2 separate regions of the Homo sapiens genome follow, and region 1 is linked to region 2. The links are chromatin contacts, found by Hi-C or POLR2A ChIA-PET in ENCODE. All regions are on one chromosome and are shown on one strand. The core of a region is the stretch at or near the end of the contact, and the rest is flanking DNA. Distances in the headings are between cores, read along the strand shown. Region 1 overlaps TRPM3 (transient receptor potential cation channel subfamily M member 3). Region 2 overlaps KLF9-DT (KLF9 divergent transcript).

What was found. A loop is a pair of places that touch in the nucleus more often than their neighbours do. ChIA-PET counts read pairs that join two places held with the same protein, here RNA polymerase II (POLR2A). Pooled maps may share reads with other maps.
Region 1: a loop to region 2 is called in a pooled map, with 9 times the contacts of the local background. The contact joins two enhancer-like sites. A Hi-C loop is called at or near these places in 1 of 168 maps with a recorded cell type or tissue (endothelial cell of hepatic sinusoid) and 6 of 50 pooled maps. POLR2A ChIA-PET finds 5 or more read pairs at or near these places in 5 of 52 experiments (AG04450, OCI-LY7, activated T-cell and 1 more).

What each region holds. Positions count from the first base shown.
Region 1 is chr9:70,562,158-70,564,857 of GRCh38, forward strand. All of the region lies in intron 22 of TRPM3 (transient receptor potential cation channel subfamily M member 3), which reads right to left. Among named protein-coding and RNA genes, the nearest start is that of KLF9, 150 kb to the left of the region's middle. Within about 2 kb of position 1,319, at least 7 of the 41 ENCODE cell types and tissues checked have a DNase peak (open chromatin) inside an H3K27ac peak, as active enhancers do.
Region 2 is chr9:70,466,094-70,468,793 of GRCh38, forward strand. The region is part of intron 3 of KLF9-DT (KLF9 divergent transcript); the gene reads left to right. It overlaps LOC105376079 (a long non-coding RNA gene), which reads right to left. Exons shown (of 3, transcript XR_929917.3): 3 at 306-396. Among named protein-coding and RNA genes, the nearest start is that of KLF9, 53 kb to the left of the region's middle. Within about 2 kb of position 1,363, at least 2 of the 41 ENCODE cell types and tissues checked have a DNase peak (open chromatin) inside an H3K27ac peak, as active enhancers do.

The DNA of each region.
Region 1 (2,700 bases), core at 69-2,568, 96 kb after region 2:
TAGAACAAAGGTTATAAACTAGTGAATGGGGGTATGTGGTTGACTGAAGTTTGGGAAATGCTGGATTAGATTATCTCTAAACTCCATCTATTCCTGATATTTTGTCACTCCACGATTCCAGGAAAAGGAGCAAAAGACTTGAATTTGCCCCAAACTGAATCATCTATCCCAGGAGCCAACTGTAGGCCACTTGTAGAACCTTAATCTTTTTATTCCTGGTAGAAAAGCAAACTAGCTCCCACTGCATTAAATGGAATTCAGCCCCTACCTGGGGAAAAAAAGGGACCAATGATATAGCCTCCAACTCTTCAGGGCCATCTTGGCTTCTGGTCTATCTGCTATGTGCACACAGTTTCAGCTTTGAGCTATTCAGAACCCACTATTAAGCTCAATGTCTCATTTTTTAATCCAGTAAATTAGCAGGATGTCGCAAATCTAGGTATGTTGTGTGTGTGTTGGGCAGGGGGGAGGTATGGGGGGAAGAGCGTCCTGGGGGAGAAGTGGGGAGAATTCAATTCCCTGTTACTTGGTTCCATGTTCTTCCTATCCTATATATCTAGCTTTACCTGGAAACAAAAATTATTTATTTGAAGAGGGCTTCAAAATTCTAACCTTAGTATTTCATTATTTTGCATCAGGAATTAATATCAGAAATATTTTATGCAAATCTTGCCTTGGAAGAATATATATCTAAACTAGCCTATTGTACACGCCAGTGGGTTTGCTGTCATGATTAGGAGATCGATTGCATTAACAGCCCCAATTTCTCTCCCCTCCCTGGATCCACACTGCTTTGTCATGTGATGTTAGAGTTTCTATCACTAAACAGGTGGGATCTCTTTCTTCACCTCTTGATTCTGAGTTTGGCCATGTGGTTTGCTTTGGTGAATGGAATGTTAGCAAATGTGACCCACACAGAACCTTGGAAAAGCCCTTAATGTTTCTGTTTCCACTTTTTGGCTTCCGCCATTACCATAAGAGACATGCATGAGCTAGCCTGTTGGAGAATGAAACACAGGGAACCTTTGCTTCTAGGTGCTTGTTTTCTGAGCTGAGGCTGTTCTGGAGGAGGTGATAGCCCGCTGACCTCCTGGCAGGTGATTGAGCCCAGCCCAGACCAGAAGAACCATGCAGCCAACTCTCAGTCTTCTGAGCTCAATACGTGCTTATGGCGTTAAGTTCTGAATTCTAGGGTGGTTTTTCCTGTATCATTTTTGTGTTGATAGATACCTGATAAACAAGCTAAATTTCCCTTGCCCTGCTCACAGCTGGAAGAGGTAGCCCTACGTCCTTCAGGCTGACAAAGTCCTTTCCTCATTTCTTCACTTCTCCTTTCACCCAATTCAGGCTACAGATGATTGGAGCAGATTCCACCATTGACCAAGAAGGAGTGAGTTCATTGAATGGCCAGTGACTAATCAGACTCTTTGTGTTTAGAAATAAAACAGAAGTGCAGAGACTTAAGTTAGATGATGGCATGTACTTAAAGAACATATAGAGCCTGACCTCACTGGGTCATGTAAAGCAAGCCATATGAGAGAGGGATGGTGGAGGAAGGGAGAAAGGAAATGGGAGAGAGAGCAAGAGAGAAAGAGAGAAATGATTGATTGATTATTGATTGAGGCAGGAGAGAAGTATAGAGAAAAGCAGATGAGTGTGGTCATGTCTTCTGATTCTGACTTTACAAAACCACTTCTGGTTTTGTTCCCAGTCAGCTCACGCATGTCGTGCTCTGCTTCCTGTCTTTGAATGCCTCTGTGGTTTTCTCTTAGGCACTTACAGTCAGTCTTTATTGAACCTACTCTGTGTAGTTTTGTTTTCTTACAATCAACATTTTTCTCTGGTTGAGAACATAGTCGCTAAGACTTCAGAAGGAATCAGTTTCCTTGCCTAGTAGTTTCATCAGAGAAGGGAGGGGCTGTGAGAAGGGAGAGGGAAGCTCTGGGAAGGGTTAGAAGAATGGAAATAATTGTGTTTAACTCAGTTTTACTCAGGGCTTGCCTCATCATCATCATTACACCTTCCTTTTGATATTTGCATATACGAAATAGGATTAGATAAGTTCTTTCCTTCTTCAAACCAAAACAACAGAAAAATTTCAGAGAAAACATAAAATAAGTTACTCTTTCAGATTTTTGTGTTGCTGTCCACCTACCTATAATTCATCACAACTCCCTGACACGCAACAATACACCTTTCTGAGCAATGAGGGCAGGAGGAGGCACCCCTTCCCCTGTAGGTGAAGGGAGCTGGAGTCCATTCTCATTGCCTTTACTGTGGAAGGTTTTCCCTGTGAGTCCACACTACCTCAGCCTACAGGCCACACACTAAGGAATATGCTTGTTGTTTCTGTTTAAAATGGAATTGTATTACTTTTCAGAAGCCCATGCATATTTAGGGTATTAGAGTATTCAAAGAGGGAAGAGCCAGGGCCCTCTTCAAGAGGGGCCTTCTTAGGAAAAGAACCAGCAACCTCATATCAGGGCTCTCTGTGCCTGGAAGGATCAGTCCAGTGAGCCAGACTGCATGTCTATGTGTAAATGCACATCAGGGGACATGAGGCTACACCACCTCCAAAGAAATAATCTATGGCTCTTGTCGACTCCCATTGCATTGTGCCTGAGGGGTTATATGATATCTACAGAAATGATCAATGTGGCTCCTAATATTCAGGAATGCGTATATAAGCAAATAAGTTCC
Region 2 (2,700 bases), core at 113-2,612:
AGGGTCTGCTGGAGCCTGCCAGTATGTTCTGCCCGTGTGCTCCTCTTGACGTCCAGCTGCTTGTGTCTCTACCCACTAGGGTTTCGGGGGTTTTTATAGGCACAGAATGGGGGCATGGCGGGCCAGGGTCATCTTGGAAAATGCAACATTTGGGTGTGAAAACAGGAGTGCCTGTCCTCACCTAGGTCCGTGGGCACAGACCCGAGGGTGGCTCCCTCGCCAGGGACCCCACCCTTCTCCTCCCAGCACTTCCCTGCCCCTGCTCCTGTATCACTTCTTCATTCTCTACCTTGTGGAATGTGCCGCTTCAACCATCACTGAAGTAAAAATCTCCGGTTTAGTTGTTACTCCTTTCCTTCATGCAAGAGTGCCATGACCCAAACTACAGAGGGGCAGCTGTAAGGAGAGTGAGTACCAGAAAGTCAGGAGCACGGTTCGTGGGAAGAGGAAGAAGATCGGGGAAAAAGAAGAGCATCGTTTTATTTTTTTCTTTCTTTCTTTTTTTTTTTGAGCCAGAGTCTCGCTCTGTCACCCAGGCTGGAGAGCAGTGGTGTGATCTCTGCTCACTGCAACCACTACCTCCCAGGTTCAAGTGATTCTGGCACCTCAGCCTCCTGAGTAGCTGGGATTACAGGAGTGCACCATGACGCCAGGCTAATTTTTGTATTTCTATTAGAGACAGAGTTTTACCATGTTTGGCTATGCTGGTCTTGAACTCCTGATCTGAAGTGATCTGCCCACCTTAGCCTCCCAAAGTGTTGAGATTACGGGCAAGATGGAGTCTTGCCACATTGCCCAGGCTGGTCTTGAACTCCTGGATGCAAGCCATCCTCCCACCTCAGACTCCCAAAGTGCTGGGATTCCAGGCATGAGCCACTGTGCCCAGTAAAGAACATTATTTCCTGAGCCTTTCAGACAACCTCCGCTGTTACATGCAGCTTGGTTTGTCTTGACTCATGTTGGGGGAGGGCTTGCTTACCACTCATGATGTTGCTTCCATGTAGCAGGGCCTTCTATTACAGTAATATTCTGGACTTTCCGTATCCTTTGACTCACCCCTCCCAGGAGAAGATGGGTGACTTAATAGAATGATGAGTTTTGTAGAGGGAAGTGAGTTGTGTGGCTCAATTCCTCCCTCTCATGGGCCTGGCCAGCCAGCAGAGAGCCCCTATCCTGCTCTGCTCCAGTACCACTTACCTTTGCCTCTGCTGGGGGCCTGCAGGCCTCCAGAGCTGCCTGTGACTGGGTGGGTGAGTCTGTCTGATTCTGGGATTTAGTATTAGAAAGCTCAATCTCGCTGCACACCTACGGCCTATCTCCCCACCCAGCCTTTATGAGTAATACGGGTGGTGTTTCATCTCCATCTGCCTGACTCTTGTGACTGTCTCAATTGGTTCCAAGCTTGGGTGGAAAAGGGACTTCTTCAAATCTCAACAGCTGAAGTCTAGTACTTGAGTAGGAGTCGGGGCTGATCTGGTTGAACAGGCCAGGAAGAAACAGACTGCATTTCCTTGGCTCAGCCGTTACACAGTTTGCACTGGACAAATCCCATTTTCTTCTTGTGCCTGCCTTGAGGACTGCCATGCACTCCCTGACAGTTGCTGTTCCCTTCCCTCCATGGGAGGTTAGCCTTTGCTGCTGCTGTTTGGCTGCAGCAGCTGCAGACCTTTCTGCCAGCATCTTCTGCTTGACTAACACCATAGATGGGGAAGGAGACTTCAGGAACAAAGAGCTAGAAGAGCGGGCAGAGGCTGGGCATGGTGGCTCACACCTATAATCCGAGCACTTAAGAAACACAATTTAAGAATCTTAAGTCAGATCTTTCTATCACAGGGTTGCGGTGAACACAAAACCTTCTCCATACATGTCCCTGCCTAACCACAATTTAAGCACAGTGTTTTGTAAATAATGGAGGCCAAGGCAGGAGGATTGTTTGAGACCTGAAGTTCAAGACCAGCCTGGGCAACATAGTGTGACCCCTGTCTCTACAAAAAGTACAAAAATTAGCTGGGCGTGTTGGTGCACACTTATAGTCCCAGCTACTCAGGAAGCTGAATGAGGCAGGAGGATTGCTTGAGCCCAGGAGGTCGAGGCTGCTGTGAGCTATGATCATGCCACTGCACTCCAGCCTGGGCAATACAGCAAGACTGTCTCAAAAAAAAAAAATTCAATGTCAAAAGAGACAAGGATGAGACTGTTTTCACATTTCTACTGTCCTCACGGTTAGTTCTTTGAATCAAATCCCTCTTCCAACTTGGGATCTAATTTCCTTGGAAAGAGAGTATATGGAAAGCAAGAAGTTAAGGACCAGGGTCCTTTTTCTGACCACATTGCTGGCTGTGTGGCCTGGAGCACCACCCTCCTTCCTCTGCCTGAAATTCACTGCATATTAAGTACAGGTTGGGGGTGTGCTACATCGGTTCCTCTTAGTTTTGTAGAAGTACACTCTCACTAGAGTGCACAATCTATATTGAGTATGCACTGTGTCCTTGGCACTCTATTGGGTGCTATGAGGGACACAGGAGTGAGCCCTTCACAATTGCCTGGCATCTCTGGTAAGGGATGTCAGCTTCAAGCTTCGGAGAAGCTGCTTCCTAAGAATGGGACAGATAAAGTACTATGGAATTTTGATAAACCAGAACTGATCTCTAAAACTTTCTATTTAAGTCATCAAGCATTTACCAGACAAATTTCTTCAGG